2 separate regions of the Homo sapiens genome follow, and region 2 is linked to region 1. A link is a loop called in an ENCODE intact Hi-C map of the cell type or tissue named here. Cell type or tissue: dorsolateral prefrontal cortex. All regions are shown on one strand. Links, peaks and the distances in the headings refer to the core of each region. The heading gives the core; the rest is flanking DNA. Region 1 holds the start of SH3RF1 (SH3 domain containing ring finger 1). Region 2 overlaps NEK1 (NIMA related kinase 1).

Region 1 (9,682 bases), core at 1,070-9,069:
CTCTCTGGGCTTGCCTGACTCTAAGAGCCCAGTTTCCTGACAACTATGGTGCCTCATGACCACTTGGCTTTATACAAGGGGATTCCATTGCCCTTAGATGTCCTTTGTGCAGTTGGGATGGAAATAATTAACGCTGGAAGGAACCTTAGATAAAATCCAATCCACTTCCTAATTATATGGAAACAGATGCAGACAGATACGTAGTAAAAAAGGCAAGAAACAAACATTTTATTGGGTCCCTACTAAGTGCCAGGAAGGTGCTATACTAGGCTTTTCATTTTGTCCCTAGTTTTTTTACATCAGGCTTTCAAAGTATATATTATATCCATTTGTATAGATAAGGAAGTTGAAACTCAAAAAAATTAAAGAAATTTGCAAAGTCATTCAGTTAGGTAGTGGATCTATAAAAATAATACTGTCATTAATTAAGCACTTACCATGTGTCAGGCATAGTTTTAAGCATTTCATTTTTATTAATGTATATAAAATCACCACAAAAACTCTGTGGTAGGTAGTATTGTTATACCTATTTTACAGGGGGAACTCAGGCACAGAAGACTGGAAACTTGCCCAAGGTCACCCAGTTAGTAGGTTGTAGAAACGTTGACTCCAAAGCTCTCTCCATAATCAGGTACACTAGAGAGAAATGGAAGCAGATACTTATTGTCCAAGTAGGAGATAGGCAGGACTGAAATAAGGATTGGGAGGAAAAGAGAGATGTAAGAAGCACTTCTGATGCTCTCTGGATCATCCATCTGGATGGTAGGAGGGGGAGGGATCAGGGGGGGAAGGGGAAGCTGAAGATAATCTGCATTTTCTTGCTTGCCTGGGGAACTGAGGGGATGGTGACGTCATTAACTAAGACCTTGAATAAAGATAAACTGGCATTGCGTTTATGTTCTGTGTTACAGAGCTGGTGTTAAGCTGTTTCTGCAGCTTAACTGTGAAACATAAGAGGAAGAATCAAGAATCATGTGTCCTCATCTTCTACATCAAACTTACTGATTGATAGTTTATAAGAAAGACTCTCAATGGAACTTGGAACATTGCTTGCCTGATTTCCCATCTGTAGGGCAGTGAGGTACTAAATATCTATGTAGATTTAGGATAGCAAGAAATGTAACTGTATACTTGATTAACTCCTTATTTGAGAATTAGTTACTGGAACCCACTATGTGTTGGCTGTGAAGGACGTAATGGTAAAGAAGACAGACCCAGTCACTGACTTCAGGGAACTTATATTCAGGTAAAGAAGATAGGCAATAAATAAGGAATCAAAAAAATTAGACCACAAAAAGTGCTGCAAAGAAGACAGAAAGAGTACTATGCTGGGATGCAGTGGTGCAGGGTCCAAGTGGCAGTGAGTCTTGTAAGACAAAGACTATGTTTGACTCTAAATTTCAGGCATGATGGGAAGTAATTGATGAGTTTGGAGCAATGTAGTAACTGATATGTTATGCATTTTTTGTTGCTCACTCTGAATGTTACTACATTCTGGGCGAGATTATGGGGACAAGAGTGGAAACAGAGAGGCTGGTTTAGGACGGACAGAGACAAAGGGTGATGGTGGCTTAAATAAACTTGCACTGGAGGCAAAGGAAAGTGGGTATAAATTGAAATATATTTTGGGAGAAGCTAGCAGAATTGATGGAGAGGAAAAGGGAAATCAAAGATGACCCCTAGGTTTCTAGTTTGAACAACTGAATGAAGAGTGCTATCATTTACCAATATCATGGCAACTGGAGAAGAAACAAGGTTTGAAGGAAAATGATAATCAGACACATGTATATATATCCGTGTGAAAGCATAGTACCAAAGTTTACCAAAGAGTGCTCTGGATTGGATATTTAAGTATCTGATTTTTGTCACCACTTAGAGCAATAACTTATCTACATCTTGTTGTTTCCCGTCTACATGGAAATAATCATATCTGTCTTTACCGCTTCTGAGGGATGCTGAGAAGACAGATGAGATAATATATATGAAAGTCCTTTGAAGTCTTGGGAGGATAAGAACTGTGTAAACGCAAGCTATCATTATTATGTCACAGGGTGTGTTTTATGTTTTTCATGGTTCTACTCAAAGTCACAGGGATCTTAAGCACAACATGCTTACATTCCTTCCTTCATGTTCAGTTCCCAGACATGAAAAGATGAACATGCTTCTCTTCCCCAACTGCCCCTTTCCCTATATTATTGACAGGACTTTGCAATTACTAGAATTATACCAAACTTATTTATTTATTTGAGACAGAGTCTTGCTTTGTCACCCAGACTGGAGTGCAGTGGCGCAATCTCGGCTCACTGCAACCTCCACTTCCCAGGTTCAAGCAATTCTCCTGCCTCAGCCTCCCAAGTAGTTGTGATTCCAGGTGACTGCCACCATGCTTGGCTAATTTTTTTTTTTTTTTTTTTTTTTTTGTATTCTTACTAGAGACAGGTTTTCACCATGTTGGCCAGGCTGGTCTTGAACTCCTGACCTCAGGTGATCCACCTGCCTCGGCCTCCCAAAGTGCTGGGATTACAGGTGTGAGTGACCGTGCCTGGCCTATCCCAAACTTTTTTAAGACCCTGGGAAGAAAGGACTTTGCCCAGAATAACTGCCTGGGTGATTCTTGGCAGATTATGATAATGATGCTATCTGACTTTAATAGAGATATACAGATTACAAAGAACCAGCATGTTGTCTCATCTAGTCATCCCACAACACTCTGAGAAAGATATTTTTTTTTTCAACCATTTGACAGAAAATGGCTCAGGAGGTTAAAGTAACTTGCCTAAAACTTCACTTTACAGCTGGAGTAACTAAAGCTAATAAAAGTGTTGTGTTCTAAAAACTATAGAACATGCACCAGGGGCATTCAAAGAACTGCAGCCACATCCCAGATAATATTCATGAGATGTATGCCAGATTCTTCGACCACTGCAGTCTTGGGACACACTGTCTTCAGTTCTTTGAAAACGGGTGTGGCCAGGCGCCGTGGCTCACGCCTGTAATCCCAGCACTTTGGGAAGCTGAGGCGGGCAGATCACCTGAGGTCACAGGAGTTCGAGACCAGCCTGACCAACATAGAGAAACCCCGTCTCTACTAAAAATACAAAATTAGCTGGGTGTGGTGGGTGCCAGCCTGGGCAATAAGAGTGAAACTCCGTCTCAAAAAAAAAAAAAAAAAGAAAAGAAAAGAAAATGGGTGTGACTATTGATTTTCTTTTGCCAGGAGTTTCAAGAGCTGCACCATTCTATCTATGACCTTGTGTGCTGCTCTCTAAAAATACATAGGAAACCAAAATAAGAACACAATAAAAACTGTCCCTTGCTTTCGAGTAATTACATGATTAACAGTTTCTTCTTTCCCTTGGGAAGAGACACACTGCTTTGCTTTGCCTAGGGTGGGGATATGACGGTCCTGTGCAAAAGACAGGGCCTTGGAATGGTGCAAAGAGAACTGGACTTGGAATCCAGAGAGCTGGGACTGAGTCTTGGTTCAACATTACTTACTGTGTGACCAGGGGAAAGTTAACCTATTTGAGCTTCAGTTTTAATAACTGCAAATAATCCCTATCTGTTTATTGACTGTAATCTTCTGGTCAGCCTCATCTTCATCTATCTGCCCAGTTCCACATGCAGAACTAAGTAGTAACTTTCAGTTTGCAAACTGGACTAGAAATTCTCCATTCCATTCATTCCTTCCGTCGTCTTTCTCAGCTCAAATGCCCATGTATTTGCTCACTTCTAATGGAAGGGGAAGTGGGCTATTATTTTTGGTTTTCATACATTATGACTCTCAGCATATGAATCTATTTAGAACAAGGCTGAGAAAAGATGACATAGAGGGTTGCTGAGAGAATTGAACTGATGCATGAAAAATGTTCAGCACAGTGCCTGATTTACAGTGAGTGATCATTGTTAGCTGTCATAATTTTTTCAGGCTTATGTGATCCTTATGTCTTGAATGGTTTAGCTGTGGCCCTAGCTGGAGACTAGAGGATAAACTGAGACTCCTCGTCAAATCATAAACCTAGTTGGTGGCTGGGCAGAGATTTCTTGCATCATCTGTTGTAACCCTTTCTTCTTATAACCACCTAGTTTCTGCCCACCTTTGAGGAGGGGTATTTGGGATAACTTTTTGTAAATTGATGGTAAATGCAAATATAGTAATGTCAACTTTAGATCAGTGACAAAATTTTAACTTGCTTCTCCACTAAATCGAGACTGAAAAACCTCAAAACCTATGGACAAGATGTTTTTCAAAACTCCACTTCGGTTTACAGGTGTGTGCTTGGGGCAACCAAAACAAAGATTACTGCGATGATGGCAGCCACCCAGGCTCAGATAAAAGAGGCGCCTCTCAGCGTGCTTTGCGGTGCCAGCCCACCTGAGGTCAGACTCAATTCTCCCCACTTAGGGCAGGGATAACAGAGCCCCCGAGCCTGGGTTGGAAGTCCGTACTACCGTTTTCCTAGTCTTGGGCTTTGGGGTCAGCGGTCCTCCAGGCTTGCTCCGGTTTGGGTCCTGGGGTGACTGATGGCTGGGTGCGGACAGGTGGCCGCGGCACTGTCCCCATCGATTCACCACGCCGCTCTCGGCCCTAAGGGGCAACACTTCGCTCCGACTCTACCAAGTAAGTGTCCGGGGTGGGCAACCAGACGCAAAGCGCAGCGGGATCGGTTCCCGCCAGGGCTGCTCCCGCCGCCTCCGCGGACCCAGCCCCTCCCGCGCCGCGACTCGCCCAGCCTGGGGAGGAAGGGTCCGTCCAGGGCTCCCAGCCCCGCCGGGGGGAGGAGGAGGCGGCGGGACCCTGTCCCGGGGCTTCTTCCTGCTTCCCCCAGCCTCCACTCCCGCCGCCTTCCCGTCCGGTGGCTCCATTTTTCAGGCGCGTTCTCCTCAGGGAGAAGGCGTCCGTCCCCGAGCCTTCCCCTCGTAGTCCCCTGGGGGCCCCGCTCCCCATCCTCTAGGCTCTTGCAGCGCCCCCTCAGGCCGCCGCCCCAATCCCGCCCCCGGGCTCCGGCGGGGTACTGGGCGCAGGTCACCTCAGCGCGGGAGGCCGGCGCGGCGGCGGGTGGCTCCGAGAGGTGCCGCGCCCGCTCCCGGGGAAGGCGCTGTGGCGCGGGGCCGCCCCCTTGCGCCCCGGGCGCCGGCTGCGTCCCGGCCTCCTCCTCCTCTTCCTCCGCCCTCCTTGGCTGGGAAAGTGGGAGGCGGCGGCGGCGGCGTGGTGTGTGTGCGCGCGTGAGGGGGGCAGCAGAGAGGAGTCTCCCGGTGCCGCCGCGGCGTCAGAGACACTGCGAGCGGCGAGCGCGGTGGGGCCGCATCTGCATCAGCCGCCGCAGCCGCTGCGGGGCCGCGAACAAAGAGGAGGAGCCGAGGCGCGAGGTAGGGCGCGCGGCCGGCGCGGGGTCGACGGGGACCCAGCGTCGGCGGACCCCTAGCCGCGGAGAAGGCGGTGGTCTCGACATTCCCCCATCCCCGCCCTGGGTCGGTCTCTCTCTCCCCTCGCCCTCGGGTCCCCGTGGGCCGGGAATCAGGACCTGCGGAAGCGGAGCAGCCCGCGGCCTCTGCCTTCTCCGGGCAGGAAGCTGCCAGGGCTCCGTGCCGCGGTCTCCCCGGGCGCAGCCCAGCACCCCCTGCTTCCCGGATGGCGCGGTCTCTCTGGGGACTGTCGCCTTATCTTGGCTGGGCTAGAAAGCTGCTTCCCCGTGGCACTCTGTGGGGCTGAGTTTCGCAACTTAAGCCTGCGCATTTATTTTTAAGTCCTTGAAAACTTCCCGCAGTCGTGTAGAGGGATTTGTGTCCCCGGCCTGAGCTAAAGGGAGGCGGAGATGAGGGAGGCTGTAGGGTGAGATCCCCACGCCGGGACCGGCCGGGCCGCAGCCCCAGGCCGCGACCGGCTCCTGCCGGGTGCCGCCGACACCTGGCCCCGGGGTGTGTCTGCGGCGAGCGGCCGCCGCGCCTCCCTGCGGGCTTGGGAGTACCTGTGCTTGGCGCCGTGGGAGCGGGGGTGCAGCCCTGGGGCTCCCCCGCTCCGGCTTTGTCAAGAACAGCTGTTAATGCTCCCAGCCAAATCTTTTTACTCCCGTTCTCCTGGGCATTCACTTTTACATTTATTTTGGCGGTGGGGGGAGAGCGGCGCAGTAAGTGGCTTGCTTTTTCCTGAATGGCCTCATTTTCATATGCCCACAGTTTCCAGTCCAACCTTCCATTGTCGAATTCTTTTGGTGATAATTTTGCCAGCTTTTCTGAATGGGATTAGGACAGGCCGTTCAGAAATGTGTTTCAGAGTTTATCAACTACTGCCCTGAAGGGCGCTTTTCTGTTTTAGCTGCTTTCAAGCAAATCTGTGTCTTTTAGAATTGTCAACCTTCAGCTCTTTTTGGTTGGGCAAAATTAAACAGTTCTATTTTTAATAACAGCGAAGAAACATATGTATTTAATATTGGGATCATTTACCACGAGCGATTACATGAGGCATGGTTTCTTAAACGCTAAAGTGGCTTAAAAAAGGGAATTTAGTTGGATATAAAAGTAAATTTCAGGTAGAGGAAACTTTCAATGGCCTCTGTCAGCTTCTCCTATGAGTTGAAGACTTTATTAAGGCAGCTGATACCACTTTCAGAGCTTAAGAAATTATGTTCCTTATTGCACTTCATAAATCCTTCTGCGGGAATTATGTAATACTCTGTGCCTTGTGTTTGCCCAGTGAATCCCTAGATATCTTTAGGGGTTAATTTTGCGTTGTTTAGAAAGCCTGTTTTGTTTTCAGTTGTTGACTTTGGAGTTTAGGAACCCACATTCCAAAGCAAAGCTACACTATTCAGACAGGGAATAGTGTACTTTTGGGTACTTTTTGATTCTTGGCTCCTTTGAACTTTTTCCCTAGATAACAACACTCATGTTCTCTTTTCCCCCTTTTCCCCATGACTCTAGAGCAAAGTCTGAAATGGATGTTACATGAGTCATTTTAAGGGATGCACACAACTATGAACATTTCTGAAGATTTTTTCTCAGTAAAGTAGATAAAGATGGATGAATCAGCCTTGTTGGATCTTTTGGAGTGTCCGGTGTGTCTAGAGCGCCTTGATGCTTCTGCGAAGGTCTTGCCTTGCCAGCATACGTTTTGCAAGCGATGTTTGCTGGGGATCGTAGGTTCTCGAAATGAACTCAGATGTCCCGAGTGCAGGACTCTTGTTGGCTCGGGTGTCGAGGAGCTTCCCAGTAACATCTTGCTGGTCAGACTTCTGGATGGCATCAAACAGAGGCCTTGGAAACCTGGTCCTGGTGGGGGAAGTGGGACCAACTGCACAAATGCATTAAGGTCTCAGAGCAGCACTGTGGCTAATTGTAGCTCAAAAGATCTGCAGAGCTCCCAGGGCGGACAGCAGCCTCGGGTGCAATCCTGGAGCCCCCCAGTGAGGGTAAGTAGCCTACAGAGGTAGTTTGGTGAATAAAGGTGGTAATGTCCACATTTTTTCTTTATTCTTTAGCTTGGTGTTTTCGAAGTCAACTCATTGCTTAGGAAACCATACATACTGGAACAGATAGATTATACCTCTGAATATTTTTTTCCCCCATCTTGGAATGAGATTGGATATAAATAATAAATTTTATTGTTTTGAAAATTATCTCTAGATAGTCTCTGTTATCTTTTAAGATAAATTTTGGGAAACAAGTAGCAATTAGTGAATGAAATCTAAACCAGCTTTTGTTCTGTGCCCATTTTAAAATGGAAATTTGGTATTTTATCATTTTGATGGGGCTCAGAGTCATAATTACATGTATGTAGTACATATGTAGTATATATGTTGTAAGTATGTGTGTGGGTAAATCATAAATAGGAAATCAAGCCTTAATTTTTATGTTGCTTAGAATCATTCTATTGGTTTTATGAATACACAGCACAGAATTTACTCGTTGGTGGAATTCTTAACAAATCATGGCTACAGGTAGCAGAGTTTCGTTGCTGTAGCAACAAAATGTCACTTAGGACTACACTAAAACATCTAGCTTTATGTTGGGCTTTATAGTGAATGAAATGAAGTATTTCCATCGAAATGATTTTTCTTGGGATTTGAGTTTGGGCTGAAATAATTTTAGATGAAGCTAATTATTTGGACAGCTACCACAACTGTCACACAAAATTTCTGTATTTATTAGAAATATATATAAATAATCTGTATTTATTAGAAATATAGGTATTTCTAATAAATATAAATTATGTTGCAGGTGATGGATTCCTGATAAAATGTGCTTTCTCATTTTTGCAAAAATAAAAAGTAGTCAAGAGCATCAGTAATTAAAACAACTTCATTTTTGTAAGAAGAAGGAATTCTAAATTATTGGCCAAACTGGTAAAATCTGCTTTTAAAGAACAATTAATCTAGATGAGAATATTTTTTTCAAATGTCTTCAGTAAGCACTCAAAAGTGATGTCTTTCATTTAATACAGGAACTGCCCATTGGGATAGCATTAGTTCCCATAATTCGCAGATGTGGATACCAGGCAGTTTTAACAGAATAGTTTTCCTACTACTTTCTCAGGCTCATCTTTTGTAAATGATAGGAAGTATTTAAGTATATAGACCATTTTAATCACTGGAAAACCTGATCAGAAAACAGTTTCATCATTAAGGCTGTCAGGTTTCTTTTGACATATTTATTTATTTAAAGATAGTGAGAACTCTGGGATAGGGAGGTTTTCTTTTCCTTATTTGGAGCCCACATGTTGTGAAACTGATCTGCTTACAGTGCTTTTCTTAGATTTCCTTTATTTTATGGAGTTTACTTATTTGGACTCGAATATTTTAATCCCAGAACCAGTGATCAAGTTGATAATTTCTGAGACACCTGATGTAGGTCTGTTTAGCTTAATAAAGGTGTAGATTTGCATCTTTGGAAAGGTTTTGTTTCCCTGTTAATTAGACTAGGGAAGGCATGGCTTCCTGGAATACTGTATCTTAGTTGTTGACACTGCCTTACCTGTTGTGAGGAATGCATTGAATGTTTGTTCACTGATAAAGAGGAATTTAAGGAGAGGCTCAAACACTCAACTTAATGTCTTTTGAATTTTAAGTTTTCTTGCTAACATGGAAATTGACTATGTAATTCTCATTTATCTGAACTGCTAAGCTCCCAAAATTGAACTTCATAGGTAAATTATTTGGAGATTTTGATCATGTTAGTATTATTTTTCTGGTTTATATGCTTTTCCTAATTTACTTCATGTTTCTTCTTTAGCATGAGAAAAATTACTTGCCAAGAAACTCAACTAAACTTGAGCCTTATAACTGGGATAAAATAGTTGAGGTGGATGGAACAGGAAATATGTCTGTTACTTTGCTGGGGGAGGATGGAGGACAAAAACAAACCTATTCAGTAGTCTGAGTTGATGCAATTGATGCAATACTTAGAAAAAGAACAGCCTTTTTTCTAGTTTAAAATAGTTTTTCGAGCCAGGTACTGTGGCACTCGCCTCTAGCCCCTAGCTACTTGCATCTTCAGTCCTAGCTACTCCAGAGGCTGGGGCCGGAGGATCACTTGAGCCCAGGAGTTCAAGTCTAGCCTAGACAACATAGCAAGACCCCTCCCCCTGCTACCCCTCCCCCATCCCCTGCCCCCCACCCCCCTTTTTTAAAAAAAAGCTTTCTCAGTAAGTTACTAGTACCTTTTGCTTTCAAATATTCAGAACAGT
Region 2 (9,682 bases), core at 927-8,926, 220 kb before region 1:
TAGACTTTTACCCTCCTCACAATTATTTTGGCTGTCACAGTTTATACCTTTTTACATTTTGGACTTCATAACAACTTAATGCAATTACAGTTGTTTTTTACTGTTTCAACATTTAACCTTTATAATAGCAATTTGAGAGATTTACACACCATTGTTGCAGTAATGGAATATTCTGAATTTGAATATATATAAATACCTCTCTACCAGTGAGTTTTATACTTTGATATGTTCTTGTGGTAGTAGTTATTGTTCTTTTGTTTCTGGTTGAAGAACTCTTAAGCATTTCTTGTAAATCAGTTCTAGAGGTGATGAATTCCCTTAGCTTCTGTCTATCTGGGAAAGACTTTACTTCTATTTTATTTCTGAAAAACAGCTTTTCTAAGTATAGTATTGTTGGCTGGCAGGGTTTTTTTAATTAGCACCTTGAGTATATTATCCCATTCTCTCCTGACCTGCAAGATTTCTGCTGAGAAATCTGCTGATAGTCTAATGGCGAGCCCCTTGTATGTTGCTTGATGCTCTTCTCCCTCTGCTTTTAAAATTCTTTGTCTTTTACTTTTAATGTTTTAAATTATAAAGTGCCTTGGTGAGGACCTCTTTGCATTGAACCTGTTTGTTAGTTTTCAACTTCTGTAGATATGGATGACCATATCACTCCCAAGACTTGGGAAGTGTTCAGCAAGTACTTCACTTAAAAAGCCTTCTGTGCCTTTCTCCATCTCTCTTTTTTTTTTTTTTTTTTTTTTTTTTTGAGATGGAGTCTTCCTCTGTTGCTGGAGTGCAGTGACGTAATCTTGGCTCACTGCAGCCTCCACCTCCTGGGTTCAAGCGATTCTCCTGCCTCAGCCTCCCAAGTAGCTGGGACTACAGGCGCATGCCACCACACCTGGCTAATTTTTTGTATTTTTAGTAGAGACAGGGCTTCACCATGTTAGCCAGGATGGTCTTGATCTCCTGACCTCGTGATCCTCCCGCCTTGGCCTCCCAAAGTGCTGGGATTACAGGCGTGAGCCACCATGCCCGGCCTCATCTCTTCTCTTTCTAGAGCTCATACTGTGACATTTGTTCCTTTCATGGTGTTCCATAATTCCTATAGGCTTTCTTCACTTTTTCTCTATCTGGGCAACTTCAAAAGACCTATCTTCAAATTCACAGATTGTTTCCTCTGCTTGATCTAGTCTGCTGTTGAAGCTCTCAGTTTTTAACAATTTCATTCATTGAATTCTTCAGCCCCAAGATTTCTGTTTGGTTCTTTTTGTGTTATGTATATCTTTATTGAGCTTGTGATTCATATCATGGATTATTTTGCTGATTTCATTGAATTGTCTATCCTCTTGTATATCCCTGAGTTTCCGTAAGATCATTACTTTGATTTCTCTATCAGGTAATTTGTAAATTTCCATTTCTTTGGGGTCATTATCTGGAGAATTATTCCTTTGATGGTGTCATGTTTTCCTGCTTTTTCATGTTTCTTGTGTCCTTGCATTGATAACTGCACATCTAGTGGATCAGTGACCTCTTCCAAATCTATAGAGTTGCTTTTGTAGGGGATGATTTTACCTATAGATGATTGCTAGGGGGTCAGTTGAGCAGGGTGCATTGGCTCTGTGGGTGGTGGTGCAGTGGCTCAAGGGCAGAGGTTCTGCCTCTGGTTCCAGGTAGGCACGGTAGTGTAGTGTCCATGCAGCTCCTTCAGTTGTAATCAATTTGAGTAATGGCTGCAGGTACTTTAGCCATGACTGTAGGAGTGTGTGACAGCAGTGGTAGCAGCATAGGTTATTAGGATTCTCAGTGACAAGGGCTTTAGTGGGGGTCCTCCTGCTCTTGTTTATCGTACCGTGGGGAGACTTTGTTGGGGAAATCCTTCTTGTTGTCAGATTTGGCAGAGCTCACAAGCAGCCTACAGTGGTGCTAGGGTCCTGGGCCCACTGTCTTCCTGAATTACTATGATACTTGTGACTTGAGTACAAGTTCACTCTCTGAGGTATGGGTAGATGAAGCTGTTCTACAAAGGTGGGGACTGACTCTAAGGCATTCCCCAGTAGCTTGGGCCCAGGTAGCAGGGATATAGCTGTGACTCTGATCCTGAGAGTCAGGGCACAGCACTGGCATGGGTCTGGAGAAGAAGAGATGTTCTAGAGGCTTGGACCCTAGGGAGCAGGGCATAACTGCACTTCAGTTTCTGGAGCCAGTAGGGCATAGTGGCAACTTGGACACCAGGAGAGGAGGTTCCTTGTAGTGGTGACTCTGGCATGGCAGGACATAGCAATGGACCAGACTTTGTGAGGCTGGGTACAGCAGCAACAAGGGCCCATGAATGGTGGGGCACAGCTGTGACTTAGGCATTGGGGAAGGGAATAGCACAACAATGACTCCACCCTTCTGTATATGGCCATACTTAGCCTGTGCTTCACAGGGTTTCTGCCACTCCCTTGCTATTCTCTGACATTCTTAAGTCACTCTGGTCAAAATGCAGTTATCAATTCATTGTTTTTGTCCTTTTTTGTGGGGCAGAGGGTAGAGCATTAGGCATTTGTAATTTGCCATCCTGCTGATGTCACCACCCTCCTTGCCTGGCTGCCTGGCTACCTAGCTGCCTCCTTCCCTCCCTCCCTCCGCCCCTCTATAGTTAGTTTCTATTGCCTTCAACCAAAGAATCTTAACTGATTTACCACGTAAAATGCTCAGCATGGTACCTGGTGAATAGTAACACAAATAAATTCATTGGGAATTCTGTGTCTCATGATATTCCAGAGCTGTGCATAAGGAAATGTTCAGGAAACATCTGTTTATTTAATGCACACTGGTATAGTGGGAAAAAAATGAGACTGGGAATCAGAATACCTGATTTTGGTCTCAGCCTTGCCAATTAATTAGCTTGTTTGAAGATTGACTTAATGTTTGTGGCCTTTATTTCCTCGTCTAGATGAAGGGCATATTCTCTAATGTTGCTCTATCTAAATTGTATAGAAAAATAGTATCCATAATGTAAGTATTTAGATCCAGCTTAATATACAAAAAAAAATTGATTAAAGTTATTTAACTATTATTTCAATAGAAAGTCTAATATAGCATAATCTAGATGTTATATTGGGGGGTAGTGTTCATATATCTATCTTTACTCATTGACCGTTACTCAGGAGTGGTTAACATGGAATTCAGAATTGAAGCTAGCATTATTAAGCCCCCTAAAATATTAATGTAAAGTTTGGCAGTATGTATGTTGGTGCATTTTCTTCAGTAAAACCACGTATATTTCCTTGGATTCTCAAAAGTATAATATTTTCAATCTAACAAAGGATAAAAATCACTGCCCTGTAACCAAACCAGCATGGTACTGGTACAAAAATAGACACATAGAACAATGGAAGAGAATAGAGAACTCAGAAATAAACCACATACCTACACGGAACTGATCTTTGAAAAACCTGACAAAAACAAGCAATAGGGAAAGGATTTCCTATTTAATAAATGGTGCTGGGAGAACTGGCTAGTCATATGCAGAAAATTGAAACTGGATCCCCCTTCCTTAAACTTTATACAAAAGTTAACGCAAGATGGATTAAAGATGTAAATGTAAAACCCAAAACTATAGAAATCCTAGAAGAAAATCTAGGCAGTATCGTTCAGGACACAGGCACAAATAAAGATTTCATGATGAAATGCCAAAAGCAATAGCGACAAAAGCAAAAATTGGCAAATGGGATCTAATTAACTAAAGAGCTTTTGCACAGCAAAAGAAACTGTCATCAGAGTGAACAGACAACCTACAGAATGGGAGAAAATTTTTGCAATCTATCCATCTGACAAAGAGCTAATATCCAGAGTCTACAAGGAACTTAAACAAATTTACAAGAAAAAAACAAAAATGTCCATTTTTACGCATTAAAAAATGGGCAAAGGACATAAACAGACACTTCTTAAAAAGAAGACATGCATGCAGCCAACAAACATGAAAAAAAGCTCAACATCTCTGATCATTAGAGAAATGCAAATCAGAACCACAGAGAAATACCATATCACATCAGTCAGAATGGCAATTATTAAAAAATCAAGAAACAACAGATGCTGGCAAAGTTACAGAGAAAAAGGAATGCATTTACACTGTTGGTGGGAGTGTAAATTAGTTTAGCCATTTTGGAAGACAGTGTGGGGATTCCTCAAAGATCTAGAAGCAGGTACACCATTTGACCCAGCAATCCCATTACTGGGTATATACCCCAAAATATATAAATCATTCTGTTATAAAGATACATGCATGCGTATGTTCATTGCAGCACTATTCACGATAGCAAAGACATAGAATCAACCCAGATTTCCATCAGTGATAGACTGGATAAAGAAAACACGGTACATATACACCATGGAATACTATGCAGCCACAGAAAGGAACAAGAACATGTCCTTTGCAGGGACATTGATGGAGCTGGAAGCTGTTATTCTCAACAGACTAACACAGGAACAGAAAACCAAACACCTCATGGTATCACTTATAAGTGGGAGCTGAACGATGAGAATACATGAACACATTGGTGGGAACAACACACATTGGGGCTTTTGAGGGATGTGGAGGAAGGGAGAGCATCAGGAAGAATAGCTAACGGATGCTGGCCTTAATACCTGGGTGATGAGTTGATCTGTGCAGCAAACCACCATGGCACACATTTACCTATATAACAAGCCTGCACATTCTGCACATGTACCCTGGAACTTAAAAGTGAAGGAAAAAAAAATCACTGCCTTAACTATTGTGATTCTTTGGCAGTATATACCTAATTTTATAAAATTTTCTCTTTGACATATTTAATGATAAAAATTGTAGTACCAATTGGGATTTAGATATGGAGAACAATATGTGATGATGGGTCCTTTTTTTGGGAGGGCCAAGTAATATAGTGTTAGGTTTTCAGCCATCACGTATGCTATATTGTGAATGAAGTATGTAAGGAAGATCGATTCAGTTTTTTAAAAGGGTAGCAATGTTTTAAGAATTAAAATTCAGTGAAAAATAGAATTAGGGAGATTCTGTCTTGGTTAGGTTGGATAAAATATTTTGAATGTAAATTCTTGTGTATTTCTGTTTCCATCTTTGTCTTATTTTTAGACTTTCCATGCACGCCTGTAAGGCTCCCCACAGGGTGTACACACTCATTGCTTCTGGCTACCTTGTTCTTATTCTTAGATATTCTTATAAAAGCATTATGGCAATACTAGTTAAGAAAATTTATTCAAATACAAATACTTTTATACTATTGGTTCTTCAAAGATAAGGTTTTGAGACATTAAATATGAATTTGATAAGATTTGGCCATGATATATCTTTAGGCTGTATAAAACTGTGTGAAATTACTCTATTCAAAATATGAAACTAAGTCATTTAATACTTTCCTAGCATACATTAAATCCTTACTAATAAGTCAGCATAAAGATGAAAATATGTTTGTTATTGATCAAGAGTAGGCAGACATCAAGAGTAGGCAGACTGGTGGTTTCATGTGTTTGTAAGCCTCGCCTCACTATTTGGTGAAATTTTGAGTTTCGTCATTTGGTGGCACTGCTGCTTAATTTTTCAGCACATGGCAAAATTGACACGTGAAGTAGAAACAGTTTTACAGCGATAATTGAAAACCTTTTGTGACAATAAAAGCAATGTTGAAAAGCCTTAAATTTATGAACCTTGTGAGAAAAATGGCTAAGAAAAAAAAAGCTTCTAAAGCATTTCTTTTAAAACTGAATTATGAAACTTTCAGGTCAATGTTTTATCTTTTTTTTTGCACATTTTTATATTTAAAACTGTGGTTAAACTTTGAAAGACTGTGCTTTGTTTGTTTTGTTTTGTTTTGAAACAGGGTCTTGCTCTGTCACTCAGGCTGGAGTGCCGTGGTGTGAACATGGCTCTCTGCAATTTCGACCTGCTGGGCTCAAGGGATCCTCCTGCCTCAGCCTGTCTATAGCTGGGACCCTTAGCACACGTCACCATACATAAGCTAATGTTCTTATTTGTTGTACAAATGGAGTCTCACTGGTCTGGTGAGACTCCATTTCTACAAGAAAAAAGAAAATTAACTGGGTCTCAAACTCCTGGGCTCAAGTGCTCCTCCTGCCTCAGCCTCCTGAGTGCTGGGATTATAGGTGTGAGCCATTGCACCCAGTGAAAAAGTATGTTTAGAATGAAATATATATTATAGATTTAGCTGGGTGATCAATTGTATAATAAAATTGGGTCATTCTTTGTTCCAAATTTTTATATTTTTCTCTTATATGAAACTTTATATTGTTTTCCTGGCTTAGTTAATTTTTGTGATATGTCATATTTGCTCAACTTTCCGTATAAAAGGCTTAGTGTAATGGTTTATCTTTCAATAATTAGAAGTACATTATCATCTTTTATCTCAAGATGTAGTTAATATTGAAAAGCTTTAAGGTTCTGATTATAAATAATACACCATGATATTTATACAGAAGGCCCAATTCAACTGTACTAATAAGTTACTTAAGTGTATGACATTAGCTTATAATGATGTTGCCACATTTCAGTAGTCATCCTGAACCACCCATAAATTTTCAGTAACTTAGTTGTCTTCTTAAGTTATTGTAAGAGTTAGTAATCTGTCTTTGTTCATTTATTTAGATTCCATGTCTGAATTTGTCTGTTTAGGTTCTTCTAATCTGTTTGGTTTAGTTGACTCAGAGGAGAGATCAGTATGCATTTGATTATAGAACATAAGCATTTACTGAAGGCTGCTGAAGATCATTATTATAAAAGTGCCAATAAATTTGTCTCTCACAATGCTCAAATTTTAATTTCTGATCATGGTTAAGATAGGAGGTTTTTGTTTTTAGTCTGCATTCTAAAGATGAGAAACTTGCATTCTGAAACTTAATACATTTCATCAGGAACTAAAACCAGACTTGTAGTGTTTAAGCCAAATAACCTTATTTAATGGAAACCAAATAAATAACAATTGCTACTATTTATTAGGTACACAGATGTGTACTTTACGTAAATTATCTCATGCAATCCCTATAGCAGAGAGGCAAAGAGTACAGCATTTCTATTTTAGAGAAAAACTGTGAGGTTCAGAGAGGATAAAAACAATGAAAAATCACAGGACTGGTGAGTGTTTTGGGATTTGAATGTACAACTGTCCTACTTTATCTGTGTTTTATGGCCTTCCCGAACAATGAATGGCTGACCATTGGCTGCTCTGCGAAGGCTGTTCTCACTGGTGCCCCTCTTGGCTTTACAGAGTTAGTTCTTTCTATATTTTTTGTTTCATTCTTCCCCAGATCGTTTAGTACTTATCTCTTTATTTTTTTCTCTGTAACATACTGATTGATTTATGTGTTCTTTTTTCTTTTCTAATTTACAGTCCCCTCAGAGAAAATATTGTGTCTAATTCATTTTGGATATCATTATCTAGAACTGTGCTTGGCCTTAATAGGTATTAATATGTATTTTAATTTATTGATAATTTTTGTCAAATATTGTGGATTTGTCTTCTCACAGAAATCGTGTCAGATTGATGTATCGAAATAGCAGGCCAAACGCGGTGGCTCACGCCTGTAATCCCAGCACTCTGGGAGGCCAAGGCAGGCAGATCACGGGGTCAGGAGTTCGAGACCAGCCTGGCCAACATGTGAAATCCCATTTCTACTAAAAATACAAAAATGTGCTGGGCATGGTGGCACATAACTGTAATCCTAGTATGTGGTAGAGAAGTGATTACTGATTTAAATAAAAATAGCAGAATGTGTTCATTCAAAGTATATTTCTTTTAAGTAATCATCTAGAGAAATAACATATTTGTTCTAAAAATACTGCTACTATTCAGAACAACTTTGGAGCTTGTTTTTATTCTCTCAGTGTATGAAACCTTATTTGAATTTATATACTATAGTAATTAAAACAAACAAAGTTTCAAAATATTTAGATATAATCTTTCAAGGTGATAATACTGTTAGGTGAGCTCTAGATATTTTTAAAAGTTATTTGTAGTAACTTTTTTTTTTTTTTTTTTTGAGACAGAGTCTCACTCTGTCGCCCAGGCTGGAGTGCAGTGGCACAGTCTCGGCTCACTGCAACCTCTGCCTCACGGGTTCAAGTGATTCTCCTGCCTCAGCCTCCCGAGTACTTGGGACTACAGGTGTACACCACCATGCCCGGCCAATTTTTTGTATTTTTAGTAGAGAGAGGGTTTCACCATGATGGCCAGACTGGTCTCAAACTCATGACCTTGTGATCCACCCGCCTTGGCCTCCCAAAGTGCTGGGATTACAGGTGTGAGCCACTGCGCCCGGCCTATTTGTAGTAACATCTTAAATATCAGTATACTTTTTCAATAATACTGAACTATGGGACTAAAGCAATGTTTCCATCCTTTTTTGAACAAAATAAATACAGGCATACTTTGTTTTATTGTGCTTCATAAATACTGCATTTTTTACAAATTGAAGGTTTGTGGCAACCCTGCATCAAGCAAGTCTATCAGTGTCATTTTCCCAACAGCTTTTGCTCATTTTGTGTCTTTGTGTCACATTTTTGTAATTCTTGCCATATTTCAAACTTTTTCATTATTGTCATTATATCTTTGATATTACTGTTGTAATTGTTCTGAGGCACCACAGACTTCACCCATATAAGATGGGAAATTTAATTGATGAATGTGTGTGTTCTAATTGCTCCACTGACTGGTAGTTCCCCTGTCTCACTCCTCAGATCTTATTCCCTAAGACAAAATAATATTGAAATTAGGCCACTTAATGACTTACAGTGGCCTCTTAAGTATTCAAGTAAAAGAGTTGCATGTCTGTCACCTGAAATCAAGATTAAGCTTGGTGATGAAGGCATATTGAAAGCTGAGATAGGCACAGAATTAAGCCTCTTGCGCCAGTTATCCAAGTTGTGAATGCAAAGGAAAAGTTCCTGAAGGAAATTAAAAGTGCTACCCCAGACCAGGTGCAGTGGCTCACGCCTGTAATCCCAGCATGTTGGGAGGCCGAGGCAGGTGGATCATGAGATCAGGAGTTTGAGACCAGCCTGGCTAACATAGTGAACCCCATCTCTACTAAAAATACAAAAAATTAGCTGAGCGTGGTGGTGTGTGCCTGTAATCCCAGCTACTCAGGAGGCTGAGGCAGGAGAATCATGTAAATCCAGGAGGGAGGCGGAGGTTTCACTGAGCCATTGCACCCCATTGCACTCCAGCCTGGGCGACAGTACAAGACTCCATCTCAGAAAAAAAAAAAGTTCTACTCCAGTGAACACACATGATAAGAAAGCGAAACAGCCAGGTGCCTGTAGTCTCAGCAACTCGGGAGACTGAGGCACGAGAATTGCTTGAGGCCAGAAGTTTGAGACTAGCATGGATGACATAGTGAGAACCTGTCTCTAAAAAAAAAAAAAGAAAGAAAGAAAGAAAGAAAAATTAGCTGGATGTGGTGGCACACACCTATAGTCCCAACCACATTGAGAAGCTAAGGCAGAATGATCATTTGAGCCTAGGATTTCAAGGTTGCAGTGAGCTATTATTGTGCCTGGATCTGCACTCCAGCCTGGGTGACAGAGCAAGACCCCATCTCTTAGAAAAAAAAGAAAGAAAGAAAGCAAAACAGCCTTCTTGCTGATATGGAGAAAGCTTTAGTGGTCTAGATAGAAGATCAAACCAGCCGCAACATTCTC

What was found. Peaks named below come from ENCODE experiments on the same cell type or tissue, not always from the same donor. Only the 100,000 strongest peaks of a DNase experiment are listed, where the experiment ranks them.
Region 2: a loop joins it to region 1, with 8 times the contacts of the local background. A loop is called at or near these places in 43 of 110 quality-filtered maps.

The regions. Positions count from the first base shown.
Region 1 is chr4:169,266,547-169,276,228 of GRCh38, reverse strand. It overlaps SH3RF1 (SH3 domain containing ring finger 1), which reads left to right and starts at 5,273. Exons shown (of 12, transcript NM_020870.4): 1 at 5,273-5,370; 2 at 6,922-7,409. The coding sequence starts at 7,017. LOC105377529 (a long non-coding RNA gene) reads left to right here. Exons shown (of 3, transcript XR_939438.3): 3 at 912-965. RefSeq lists silencers at 4,643-4,792, 4,833-5,592, 5,833-6,052. In dorsolateral prefrontal cortex, for the core only: CTCF peaks have their summits at 4,917 and 5,155 (motif pointing left); DNase peaks (open chromatin) are centred at 4,538, 5,208, 5,618 and 5,918; H3K4me3 peaks cover 4,822 bases; H3K27ac peaks cover 4,292 bases.
Region 2 is chr4:169,482,206-169,491,887 of GRCh38, reverse strand. The region is part of intron 23 of NEK1 (NIMA related kinase 1); the gene reads left to right. Among named protein-coding and RNA genes, the nearest start is that of NEK1, 130 kb to the left of the region's middle. In dorsolateral prefrontal cortex, for the core only: CTCF peaks have their summits at 5,345, 5,544 and 7,208; a DNase peak (open chromatin) is centred at 5,547; H3K27ac peaks cover 888 bases.